Regions from separate parts of the Homo sapiens genome. Here all the other regions are linked to region 2. A link is a contact called in ENCODE Hi-C or POLR2A ChIA-PET data. All regions are on one chromosome and are shown on one strand. Each heading gives the region's core, a stretch centred on a gene start or an enhancer-like site at or near the end of the contact. The rest is flanking DNA. Distances are from core to core; before and after follow the strand shown.

Evidence for each region. Hi-C counts contacts between places; a loop is a spot of excess contacts on that map. ChIA-PET counts read pairs that join two places held with the same protein, here RNA polymerase II (POLR2A). Pooled maps may share reads with other maps.
Region 1: a loop to region 2 is called in a map of naive thymus-derived CD4-positive, alpha-beta T cell, with 7 times the contacts of the local background. The contact joins the promoter of CCDC12 here to the promoter of FYCO1 in region 2. A Hi-C loop is called at or near these places in 1 of 168 maps with a recorded cell type or tissue (naive thymus-derived CD4-positive, alpha-beta T cell) and 6 of 50 pooled maps. POLR2A ChIA-PET finds 5 or more read pairs at or near these places in 2 of 52 experiments (Caco-2 and activated CD4-positive, alpha-beta T cell).
Region 3: a loop to region 2 is called in a pooled map, with 15 times the contacts of the local background. The contact joins the enhancer-like site here to the promoter of FYCO1 in region 2. A Hi-C loop is called at or near these places in 2 of 37 single-sample maps with no recorded cell type and 9 of 50 pooled maps. POLR2A ChIA-PET finds 5 or more read pairs at or near these places in 1 of 52 experiments (CD4-positive, alpha-beta T cell).

What each region holds. Positions count from the first base shown.
Region 1 is chr3:46,975,466-46,979,910 of GRCh38, reverse strand. CCDC12 (coiled-coil domain containing 12) reads left to right here and starts at 3,166. Exons shown (of 7, transcript NM_001277074.2): 1 at 3,166-3,274. The coding sequence starts at 3,179. NBEAL2 (neurobeachin like 2) reads right to left here and starts at 245. Exons shown (of 54, transcript NM_015175.3): 1 at 1-245. The coding sequence starts at 49. RefSeq lists silencers at 1-228, 329-518, 2,914-3,053 and enhancers at 1,874-2,574, 3,144-3,453, 3,278-3,979, 3,980-4,445.
Region 2 is chr3:45,993,469-45,997,346 of GRCh38, reverse strand. It overlaps FYCO1 (FYVE and coiled-coil domain autophagy adaptor 1), which reads left to right and starts at 1,523. Exons shown (of 18, transcript NM_024513.4): 1 at 1,523-1,625. LOC105377063 (a long non-coding RNA gene) reads right to left here and starts at 1,444. Exons shown (of 3, transcript XR_940799.3): 1 at 1,258-1,444. RefSeq lists enhancers at 1,495-1,654, 1,675-1,724, 1,225-1,724, 3,770-3,878.
Region 3 is chr3:46,536,367-46,540,670 of GRCh38, reverse strand. LRRC2 (leucine rich repeat containing 2) reads left to right here. Exons shown (of 9, transcript NM_024512.5): 4 at 1,470-1,626. Among named protein-coding and RNA genes, the nearest start is that of LRRC2-AS1, 19 kb to the left of the region's middle. RefSeq lists an enhancer at 1,550-1,609. Within about 2 kb of position 1,755, at least 16 of the 41 ENCODE cell types and tissues checked have a DNase peak (open chromatin) inside an H3K27ac peak, as active enhancers do; they include CD4-positive, alpha-beta T cell, where a contact is called at or near this core.

The DNA.
Region 1 (4,445 bases), core at 1,917-4,416, 980 kb before region 2:
GCGCGTAGTAGAGCAGCCACAACTCGTACAGCCGCTCCGAGGCGGCCATGGCCCGGCCCGGCTCCGGCCCTGCTGCGCGCCACCTGTCGCCGCCTCCTCCGCGCCGCCCGCCGGTTGCCCTCGGCCAGGCCCATGGGCGGAGGGCGTCACTCCGGGGCGGAGCGGCGCGGTACTACTGGGGAAGTCTGCGGCTGTGGCCTCCGCGGCGCAGAGCCACCCAAGTCTGCTCGCTCCTCCTCCTCACTGCCGGCCGCCGCCCAGCTTCCTGCACTTCGCTGCAGTCACCGCCGCCCCGCCTCTCCTGGGACCATGTAAAGGGCGGAGAGCCTGGCAGGAGGAGGGGCCTATGGGCCGGGCGGCCCGGGAGGGTGCCCCGCTGCCCTGCCCCACCAGTGCCATTGGAAGGGCCAGCCTGAGCCTCCGGGACGAGGGTCGGGGTGAGGAATTCCAGACTTCCCCAGGGTCTGAATCCGCCCAGGACGCTGCTCGCCTGACTGCATTTGCCGCCATTCAGGGAAGGGGCGGCGGGCCGCGTGGAGGTGGCGAGGGTCCTTCAACAATAATCTCCACCACCACCATGACGACCCCTTGTAGCGCTTATCAAATGCCAGGTGCTACTCTGTCGCTTTATGGGAAGACCGAAACGCAACTTTTGAGCTCTAGCTGTTTGTGGAGTGTGATGGCGGGAAGTTAGAGAGTAGCAGGACTAGCCTGAAATACCTTCGGGGCCGCGGTGCCCTCCCAGATCCCAGAGAGGCTTAGACCGTTGCCACGGGTCCCCCTCCCTCCTCCAGGAAGCCTTCCCAAACGCTCCAGTGGAGGGGCTCCCCCCATTCCCCAACTCCAGGGCCCAGAACTTGCTTCACATATGTTGTTTCTTTAACCTCAACAGGTGGGTGCCTCATGGCTCTGTTTTTTGTTTGTTTTTGAGACAGAGTCTCACTCTGTCGCCCAGGCTGGAGTGCAGTGACTCGATCTCGGCTCACTGCAATCTCCGCCTCCTGGGTTCAAGTGATTCTCCTGCCTCAGCCTCCTGAGTAGCTGGGACTACAGGCGCGTGTCACCAGGCCCAGCTAATTTTTTGTATTTTTAGTAGAGACGGGGTTCCACCGTGTTAGCCAGGATGGTCTGGATTTCCTGACTTCATGATCCACCCGCCTCGACCTCCCAAAGTGCTGGGATTATAGGCATGAGCCACCGCACCCGGCCGGCTCTGTTTTACAGATGGAGAAACTGAGGCCCAAGTTGACCAAATGAGGACCACTTGGGCAGCAGGGGCAGGGACCCAGGCTTGACTGACTCTTTTTTGGGTCCCTGCCACCATCACCCCGTGCCCCCTTCCCCATCCCCTTACCTCACAGTCTGGACACGGGGAAAGGGGCACGGGGTGATGGTGGCAGGGACCCAACCCCTGGTGTTGGGCAGGGATCAGGCTCTTTGTTGGGGCTGGGGAGAAGTTTTCTGGGCCCAGAGGGGTGCTACTCGTTCCAGGAGTTGACCAGTCTGGAGACTCCTAGACCTTGGTTGGCCAAGACAACAGAGACCCTGTCCTGTTTTGTTCTCCCAGCTTCTTGGTTCACCTCTGGCCTTTTGTCCTGCTTCATCCATCATAGCTCTGAGCTGAGGTTTCCTGAGCACCTCCAAACTGCATGCCAGGCCTTGGCAGAGCAACCCATCCACTACAGGGAAGAAGGCTTAGACAGACCCAGGTTAGTGAGGACAAGAGGGTTAGTGAAGGGAGGGCTAGATCTGCAGTCTGTGGCCCATGGGCCTCTGAAGGGAGTTGGAAGGGGAAGAGTGGATGTCCACCTGTAGCCAGCTTGGGAAGGGAAGACTCAGGGAGGGAACAGCCTAAGAGGCTAGTTGTCCCCTGGCAGTGGAGGTGGAGAGGGGGCGGCATGGTCTCCTATTCCCAAGTGAGAGGGGGTGTGGCTTTGGGGACCCCCACATACTGAAAGAATATCTTGACTTCAGCCTAAGTGGTCTCGCGGTTATCAGGACACTCTAGTTCATGCAGGAAAGAAGACTCTGGCAGCTTCTGCTGGGTAGCCATGAATCTTGTGGCGACTTGCAGTCGAGGCCACCCCAAGTCTTTCTAAGCTGGGGATTGGGGGCAGTACTTGAGGCCCACTGGACCCAGGTTGGGGTTTGCTCTTCCCCGGGAAAGGTAACTTGACCCTGAGGACTTTGCTGCTCCAGGAGGGGATGGGAATGAGAGGGGATCATCTTTGAGTCCAGAGGGAAACAGCCATACAGTCAGGTCCCCCTCACTGTGCAGGCTTTGTCTGAGCTGAGAGTGGTCACAGAGGGGCTTAGGGGCGCTTGTCAGGTGAGTCCGGGGAGCCACTGACAGCTGCAGAGGTGTAAGTCATACCTTGTATTAGGGTGGGATCGAAGTGGAGGATCAGGGAAGGCTTTTTTTTTTTTTTTTTTTTTTTTGAGACGGAGTCTTGCTCTGCTGCCAGGCTGGAGTGCAGTGGCACGATCTCGGCTCACTGCAACCTCCGCCTCTCTGGTTCAAGCGATTCTCCTGCCTCAGCCTCCCGAGTAGCTGGGATTACAGGCACGCGCCACCACGCCCAGTTAATTTTTGTATTTTTAGTAGAGATGGAGTTTCACCATGTTGGCCAGGATGGTCTCCATCTCCTGACCTCGTGGTCCGCCCTCCTCGGCCTCCCAAAGTGCTGGGATTACAGGCGTGAGCCACCGCGCCCGGCCCAGGGAAGGTTTCTTGAAGGCATTCGAGCCTTGTCAGGTCAAGTGGACAAGGATGAGTCAGGGCATTCCAAGAGGCCAGCATGGAGTGATTAGTGTGGTTAGTACTTGGGCAAAACCGGAGCGATCGACGCACTCTTTTCTCCTTCTCTCAGGTCTGAATTCCACTTGCTGCTCTTTCACTGATCAGCGTTGGATAAATCGAGCCTTAGCTTTTTTTTTTTTCTTTTTTTTTTTTGCTGGCTCCCCACCCACTAGGCAAGTTGTCCGGAAGAATAAGGGCGGGGCGGGGCGGGGCGGGGCAAGGCGGGGAGGGCTCGCCCATAATAACCCCGCATTGATTGGCTTTCAGGACCTCCCAGTCTCTCATTCTCGTCCTTGGATTGGCCGCGAGACATTTATCCACTCTCCTTAGGCCTGCGCGATGCAAGACGGGAGAAAAGGAGGGGCGTACGCGGGCAAGATGGAGGCAACTACGGCTGGTGTGGGCCGGCTAGAGGAAGAGGCGTTGCGGCGAAAGGAACGGCTGAAGGCCCTACGGGAGAAAACCGGGCGCAAGGTGAGAAGTGTGGAGTGAGGGTCGCAGTTGAGGCGTCCAGCGTTCGGGGTCCGGGTCGCGCTTGAGGAGAGCAAAGGGCTAATAAGGAAAGACAGCTGCCGAGGGCGCGCATGCGCGGGCGCTAACGCATGCGCGAGAAGACGGCGCCCTCCCACGATGTCTGGGGCTGCTTGGCGTGGGACTCCTCTGGCGCTGGTGCGGTCGTCGCGCATGCGCGGGGGTGGGCAAGGCAGTGGTCAGCGACCCGCAGTCCATCTGACTCCTGCTTCCCGGGTGTTGCTCGTGTAGGTATCTAGGGCTGCCTGTAGGTTCAGATGCTTGTTGGGTTAGGCGTGATTTGTTCCGTTCCTCTATGGCCTAGCTGGTCTTTAACCCCCGCCTTCGATTCTGAGTCAGACAGACTCCCCAGTCCGGCAGCACTCCTTGGACAGGGCAGCAAGTGACAGCAGTGGGTATACAGCCGGAGTCGTTTCGTGCAAAAATCAAAAAGAGGCCGGGCACGGTGGCTCACGCCTGTAATCCCAGTGCTTTGGGAGGCCGAGGCAGGCGGATCACTTGAGGTTAGTAGTTCGAGACCAGGCTGGGTAACATGGTGAAACCCCGCCTCTACTAAAAATACAAAAATTAGCCGGGCGTGGTGGTGCGCGCCTGTAATCCCAGCTTCTCGGGAGGCTATGGCAGGAGAACCGCTTGAGCCTGGGAGGCAGAGGTTGTAGTGAGCCGAGATCTCGCCACTGTACTCCAGCCTGGGCAACAGAGCGAGACTCCGTCTCAAAAAAAAAAAAAAAAAAAAAATCGAAAATAAAAGATTTAGCCGGGCGCGGTGGCTCACGCGCCCAGTACTTTGGGAGGCCGAGGTGGGCGGATCACGAGGTTAGGAGATCGAGACCATCCTGGCTAACACGGTGAAACTCTGTCTCTACTAAAAATACAAAAAAATTAGCCGGGCGTGGTGGCGGGTGCCTGTGGTCCCAGCTACTTGGGAAGCTGAGGCAGGAGAATGGCGTCAACCCAGGAGGCGGAGCTTGCAGTGAGCCGAGATCCTGCCACTGCACTCCAGCCTGGGCGACAGAGCGAGACTCCGTCTCAAAAAAAAAAAAAAAAAAAAAAGAAAAGATTTATTTCTAACTAAGGGTGGGCCTTAGAAATTGGGAACGAGGGCCGGGCACAA
Region 2 (3,878 bases), core at 274-2,773:
ATTAGCTGAACCCAAAGAGGGTGTCGTGGGAACTCAACTTGAAGCCAGTCATTCCAAAATTCTGGAGGCCTAGACTTACAACTGGTGTTTAAAGGTGAGGAGGCAGTCTTGGGGACTGAGCCCTCCACTTGTGGGATCTGATACTCCAGGTAGATAGTGTCGGAATTGAATTGGAGGACACCCAGGTGCGGTCCACTGCTCAGTGTGTGGGGAAAACCCCACACACATCTGGTCACCAAATTATTCTCCTGTGTTGATGATTGCTGTTGTGTAAGAGTAGAGGAAAAATACGGTTTGAGGGAGGTTTTTTTTTCCCCACACAGTTTCAAACAAGGATATTGGACCAGATGACCAACATTAAAATCTCTCTCATCCTTAATATTGCATGAAGCTGTTCAGACAGTGGTTGGAGCAATGATTTCTCTTAGACCACTACATTGATTACTTTTCTCTTTGTCATCTTCTCACTCCCCCCGTTTTCTTTCTGTTCTCCTTTCTGTTAACAAGAGTGGAAATCACTTCTATTCATGTACCTCCTCCCAACCCCACCCCCAAACTGACTACTCCATCCATCCAACTCACTGTTTTAGCTACATCTAATTTATAAAATTAGATGGCTAATGAGATGTCATAGCCTAAAATCGACTAAGAAATTGATTTTCTTTCTGTATTATTGTACCCAGACAACACCCTGCTTCCTCAGTTTAGAATGTTGGGCCACCACGGTTCCTGACTGGATACCACGAGCTAGGTCCTACAAGGGAGAGAGCTGTTTCTGGCTTAAATGATGAGAACTAGGGCAGAGAGTAAAGGATAGCCAGCCACAGCTAAGGAATGCAGTCAGTTAGAAGCCAAAGTCCCCGTGTAGTGTTCCTCTTTTCTACTGTGCCCATAGCGGACACTGATTGAATGCATTTTGTTCTATCGTATTCAGTTCCACAGTGCTTTGCAACACCCATCTTATAAATAGAAGTTGGGCTGAGGATGGGGCCAAAGTTAGGGGTGGTAGTTCATAAACACGTAGTTTTTGAGCACTAATTTTAAGTAAGACCCTGATATTAAGAAATAAGGGGGATTAAAAGATGGGAAATTAGGCCCACCAATACATGTTTTTCTATTTCCCAATATATCAAAATATTATCATTTTAACATGCAATCACTAAAAATTAATGAGCTAGTTAACATTCTTCGGACTCTTTGGTACCTAGGTGTATTTCACACTTACAGCACGTGCACGATTCAACTCGAACTAGCTACCTTTGGAGTGCTCCTTAGCCACACAAGAACAGCGTTGTTGTCAAGATGCCAGACCTTTGATTTGTGGCCCTCCGGGGTTGCAGGCGTTAACCTGGGGCCAGCATGGGTCGCGGGTGGGACAGTCGGTCCGGGGACTGGGCGGTGGGAGCACTTAAACCCCGCCCTGCGGAGTCGCCGGGAGTTGTAGTCGGAGCCCCGGGAGTCCGATGGGAGTTGCAGGCCTCAGCCCCGGGGAGCACGCCGGGAGTTGTAGTCCGCCCCCGCCACCCTCTTGGTGTGCGCGTCATGGCCGTCAGCACCGCGTTCCCGTCCTCTTCCGCTTGGCCCCAGAAAGTTTCGGTTCTGCCCGGCGGTGGACCCACGAGCGCGTAAGTGCCGCGGAAGACCGGCTGGACTCTGGGGGCACCTGGGTCGCTCACGATCCCTGAGGCGAGAGCTTCGCTCGGGGCGCGGCTTGTCACCTGTTGCCCTTACAGTCCCCGCCCATCCCAGGTCTCCCTCAGACCCTGCCCGAGCGCCCCCGTCCTTGCCCAGCGGGCCGGGAAGCACCTCGGGCAGGTGGAAGCCGGCCCAGGCACCCAGCCTGCCTCTGTTGGTCGGTTAGAAAGACAGACCCCAAACACCAGTTCCAAGACCCCGGAGGGCGGAGGGCCCGCAAAGGAAAGGAGCCCACCATGCGGCGTCTCAGAACAAGCCTGAATGTCTTAGCGCAGGATGGGGCAGGCCCCGGAGTTCCTGCCTGCGTGGTCTTTAGGAAGTTTAGTCTCTGGCCCAGTTGGGCCGGGACAGCCCAGACCTTCACTTTGCAAGACTCCGCTGGTGCTCGGATCTCTGCCCTCTTCCCAGGAGGGGAAGAAGCTTCTTTCTTCCTGGCCCATCCTTTGGCCAAGACCTATTCACTATCCACTGCCCCTTGTGCCCATGCGCAGGGTCTCGAGCTAGCCCCCAGGGGTCTTTTCCCGAAACACCTGTTGTCTCTGGTGTGGCGGCACTGCACTGGACTGGAGTCCGTGCTGTTGAAACCTGGCGGGGGTGGGGCGGGGAGGGGGGAGGATGGCGGGATTTTATTTTTTGTAAGAAAAGCACATGTGGTTGACACGTTAACCGCGTGGCCCCCTGTTAAAGCACATGTATTCTCTGATGTCCCTGTCACTCTTCACTGTTCCCATTGGGTGTCCTCTCCAGAAAAAAAAATAGAACACTTGTTGAAACTGCCTGTGTTGGCCAGAGCCTCTCAGCCCCTCTGCTTGTCTTACCACAGCAGTTTCCTTTCCCGACAGAGAAATGGGTCAGGGGCTTTTGCGGGGCAGAGGATCCAGGGCTTAATCTGCTCACTGGTTCTCCTGCCCGTGCAGGCCTTGTGGTCTCAGGCTGCAAGCTTAATTCCCCTGCCATCTGCCTAATGCGGCTGGAGGGTGTTGGGGGCTGGTGTGGGGGAGGGGTGGGGAGCTGGAGCTATCATGCCAAGGTTTTCTGCTTTCAGTAGTTCCCACCTTCTGAAGTGGACCCCTGTTGAGTGAGCTCCACTTGACCCTCCCTTCTGTGACAACCACTGTTCTGAAAGCATTGAATGCCCCATACTAGTTGTGCACCGTGGTTATTATCACCCTGAAAATAAGAGCTAATTGTCACAGTGATGGATCTCAGCCTCCTTTGATTAATAGGATCTCTCCTAAAGGCTCTTGCTTTAGGAAATAGAGTTTATCTGTTTATGTTCAAAGTGACTATCTTTGTGTAGCACTTCATTTACTTTTTAAATTGTTTTTAATATTTTATTAGAAAAATAAACATACAGAATCACTGAAAGGATTGTATGGTGAATATCCGTATACTCAATTCTTAATATTTTACTTTGATTTTTTTTTTTTTTTGCAGTTACTTTAGAGATTGGTAACAGTCTCAGGCAGTGATCCTTTAGCTGTTGTTCCGATGACCTTTGCCCCTTGGGGCTGGGTTTGGAGCACCAGTATAATTTCAGGAGCCAAGTTTTTAACCTGGTCCTTTTTGAGGGGGATGGCCCCCATAGATGTTTGTGATGAGAGGAATCACCCATAACAGAGCAAGATCAGAGCAGCTGGTAGCTTTGACCCATATTGGTCACCAAGGCTATGGACTGCTGACTCAAGAATACAAAGTAGGTACGCAAGAAATGGCAGCCCCCTCACCCCCACCCACCCTGCTTCCCTTTAGGGGAGATGTTTAGCTGATAGGTAACTTTTGTTTACTGAAGATTCCAAAGACACAGCTTTGGTGACTCAAGACTAGAATGTCTTTAAACATGAGGCAGAGGAAGTGTGTTGTCTAGCTGTGGTCTTATGGTGGAAATCACTGGTAGGCACCTAGATTTAGGAACCACGTTCACTGCAAGCAGCCCTAGGCAGCAGGTAAGGGTCATTAACTGGTGCCTGTGATTACAGAGGCAACTTGTGAGCACAGATGAGTCCATTATGGTCAGGGCAACATCTGCTCACGTCATGACTGCTATGTTCTTGTCTTAGTCAAAAGATAAACAGTATTTTGTTTGTGAGCTCAATGCCAGTTTCAAGAAAATAAGAAGTCTTTATTGGTATAAGAGCCTCTATCTGAGCAATTAAATAAATCAATAGGGTGGGAATTGGAAT
Region 3 (4,304 bases), core at 506-3,005, 540 kb before region 2:
AGGTGCCTGCATTTTCATTTTGCACTAGGCTCTGCAAACTCAGTAGTGGATCCTTACTGTAAGTGATTCACTTAAATGTCTTTGGGGTTTCAGCTTTCCTCTTCCAAAGGGGCTCACTTTGCCTATCAATTTTTTTTTTTTTTTTTGAGATGGAGTCTCACTCTGTCACCCAGGCTGGAGTGCAGTGGTGCTATTTTGGCTCACTACAACCTTCGCCTCCTGGGTTCAAGCGATTCTCCTTCCTCAGCCTCCCAAGTAGCTGGGATTACAAGTGCACGCCACCACACCTAGCTAATTTTTGTATTTTTAGTAGAGATGGGGTTTCACCATGTTGGCCAGGCTGGTCTCGAACTCCTGACCTCAGGTGATTCACCCGCCTTGGCCTCCCAAATTGCTGGGATTACAGGCGTGAGCCACTGTGCCCGGCCCACTTTGCCTATCTTATGGTACTGTTGCATGAGATAATACTAGAGTGAAAGCACTTTTGCAAGTTAACAGCTTAACCCACACACAGGAGGGCAATGGTTGTAAAGCACATTACAAGTACCAAGTACAAAAAAGAAGGATCACTATGGACTCCATTGCTCCCTCCACCTCCCCTTCAACTGCCATGGAGTTTTCCACACCTCATCCCACCTCCACCCTGTGCTCCAGCCACTTTGCTGATGGTGCGTTGTGGTCAGCTTCTGAGGTCAGGGGACCTGTGTGTCTCGTCTTTGCCCCACCCCTCAGTGCTGAGCACCCCTCACCTGCAATGGGGGCTCGGTAACTCTCGGTGAATTAGATTTCTTCAGCTGGACAAATAGCCTCCTTAAAGTCTTTAAACGCTTCTTGCTTGACACCTTTACAGTTTTATCCCAGAACACTTGAGCTAGGGGAGGCCTTGGACACTGAGTTCATCAATGTCATTTCAGCAGTGGAGACCCAGGGAGGTGGCGTGACTGGAAAATGGCAGGGCCTGGGCCGGAACTCAGGTGTCCCAGCTGACTGTCTTTCTCATGCTTTTTCCCTTTCATAGACTCTTAAGAATATTTGGAAATGTGGTACAGCAAATATTAGAGGTTTATCAAGTATTTCTAAAAGCAACTACAGACAAAGGGAAACGAAGCACAAATTTTGAAATCGAATGTATAGACAGACCTTAGGGGATGTTAAGTTGGTATGTTGCAAATAAATAATACACATTGTGGCTCTAAGTGTGAGTCTGGTTTTTTGTGTTCACTAGGATTTAATTTTAATAACATCATGAATTCACGGCAGTTTTGAAATAGGGCTAATATACTGTTGTGAAGTTGACGACAACTGCGGTGTCTTTGGTTTCTTTTTGAAATGGCTGGAGTGCTGGTGGTTAAGTTTTATGCTCTCGTGTCTGCTTTCTCACTTCCTGTTTTAAAATAAATGCTTGGTTTTACACGGCTTTGTGCACACGGAGGAGCTAGTTCTGATTGATGTCATTCTTTCTATTTTAGGAGCTCCCAGATTCATTGAAGGAGCAGACACACCTGAGAGAATGGTACATAAGCAATACCTTGATTCAAATCATTCCTACATATATTCAGTTATTTCAAGCGATGAGAATTCTGGATCTGCCAAAAAACCAAATCTCACATCTTCCAGCAGAAATCGGTATGTCAACTTAGCAGGGGTCTTCGGGCCTCTGGTGTGTTAAGCAGGCAGCTGTCAGGCAGGTGACAGACACTGTGCAGACACCGTGTTTCCTCTCCAGCTTCCCCAGGAAGTGGTTGGGCAGGGCCGTTTGGAGGCTCCCCAGAGCTGCTTGTTTGCAGCATCCCTTTGGGTGGTGAGGTCGGCGTCTCGCCTGTATAACTCAGCACACAGGACACTTGCCAATTGCTCAGAAACCAGAAGTTTCATGAGTGAGCAATATTTTATTTAGGAACTCTGTGTTTATTTTCTTTTTGTTTTAAACCTATAAACGTGCAGTATGCTTATTAGAAATGTAATGTATTGCTCTTATACATTAGTCCATTGATAAATCTAGTTTAGCTTATGTTGTCTTTTTTTTTCTTTTCCTTGAGACGGAGTTTCGCTCTTGTTGCCCCAGCTGGAGTGCAATGGCACAATCTCGGCTCACTGCAACCTCTGCCTCCCTGGTTCAAGTGATTCTCCTGCCTCAGCCTCCCAAGTAGCTAGGGTTACAGTCACGTGCCACCAGCTGATTTTGTATTTTTTTTTTTAGTAGAGAAGGGGTTTCACCATGTTGACCAGGCTGGTCTCAAACTCCTGACCTCAGGTGCTCTGCCTGCCTCGGCTTCCCAAAGTGCTGGGATTACAGGCATGAGCCACAGTAACCAGCCTGATGTCTTTTTGATGGATCAAAATTTTATAATTCTCAGTCATTATTCAGTTGTGTTATCTTAAAATGAAAATGACAGTGATCATTATTGCTTCTCTTTTTCCTGGGGTGCAAGGAGTGAAGGTCTGGAGCTGCATGGAGCTCCATTCTTACACATGTGCCCTGGGACCAGTGGTTTCGCATAGTTATGTGAAAATTTACCAGAAGCCAAGACCCTGTGGGACAGGTGGCTTGTGGAGCCTCTGGTGTTCATACATGTCTTGCTGGCTGTGTCAAGACTACAAGGCTCTGACCACCCTCTTACCCAGGCCGATCTTGGGGATGCATATGCATGTACTAACCTTGAGGGATGAGGAGACACCTGCTCCCAGGCAAAGAGCAGCCTTGCTAACCACTTGCTGTAAAAGTGGTGGGTTCCCCAAGCTCAGGGTTCTCAGCTGTGATGTATATGTGCATAGCATCTATCCAGGCCATCTGCATCACGCTTGGTAAACTTAGCTGTAAGTGCAACTCACATCAGTATGCTGTGTTGGACCAGGAGCCTCGTGTCTTCTGTCGGTATCCATGAAACAGGAATAGGCAAAATTTATTAGCTTCTAAGCAGGGTAAAATCAAATTTTAGACCCAACAAGGATAAGTACTTCTGTTTCCTTGCCTAGTTTCTGGAAAGGTAGAAAGGACCTTAGAATTTCTATGACTGAAAAGTACCATTTTTGACATGTAAGGGGTCATTTACCTCCTGCCCCTTTATTTTGCAAATTGGAGAGACCCACTGACTGAATCATTAACTGACTGAATCATTATCATTTACATATTACACTAAGGAACTTCTTCAGAGCCTGGGCTAGAAGCCAGATTTCACTATTTGCAGGTCATTTTTGGGCAAGCTCATGGTATATTTAAATAACTGGATAGAGTTTCTGAGGACTGAGTTACTTTTAAAAACCCTTTTTAGGCTGGAGGCGGTGGCTCATGCCTGGAATCCCAGCACTTTGGGAGGCTGAGGCAGGCAGATCACTTGAGCCTAGGAGTTTGAGACCAGCCCGGGCAACATGGCAAAACCCCATCTCTACAAAAAGTAAAACATTAGCCAGGCATGATGGCGTGTGCCTGTGGGAGGATCGCTTGAGCCCAGGAGGTTGAGGCTGCAGTGAGCGGTGATGGCACCAGCCATCACTCCAGCCTGGGTGACAGGGTGAGACCCTGTCTCAAAACAAACAAACAAACAACCCTTTTCAAGTAGAAAGGTTCTGTCCTTATACATTTGAGAAGCCACAGTGGTTGACCTAGACTCAGGGATCCTTGCCATCCTGCCACCTTGGCTTGGGAATCCAGTGGTTGGCAGCAAGATAGATGGGGTATTAAGCATGGAGCTGTCAAAAGGCAGGGCATCAGAGCATCACCATGGGATGAGTCATGCTCACAGTTGTCTGAAATGTCATCAGAGGTGCTCCATTTAATATGTATCTTTGTTCATCTCTTGAAATGTCTTCCTTGAAATTATTGCCAGCCAGATTAACACCTGTTCTTTTTTAACTTCCCACACTACACCAATGTACTATTCATTCTTTCCTTGTGAGCCAGTTTGATTTGAGCAGTGGTTTTCACCCTGGCTACACCTTAGAATCCCCCAAAAAGCCTTAAAAATCTAAACGCCCAAGATCCACTGCAGACCAATTCCATAGGAATCTCTGGGTACAGGGCCAGGAATCAGCATTTAACAAACTCCCTACATGATTCCCATGTGCAGCCATGGTTGAGACCACTGGTGGGGGAGTGAGGATGTTATCCTTGCACACTCGGAGGAGGAGAAGAGATTGGTGGGTGAGGGGTATCCGTGGGGGACCAATGTGGGATTGGGACACTATACTTAATCTCTCTGCTCTTCAGTTTCTTCATCCGTAAAGTGGGGATAATAGTTGTTGCTGTCATTTAGTGGTTGTGAGGATTAGATAAGGCAATAAACACCAACATATTGGGTACATAG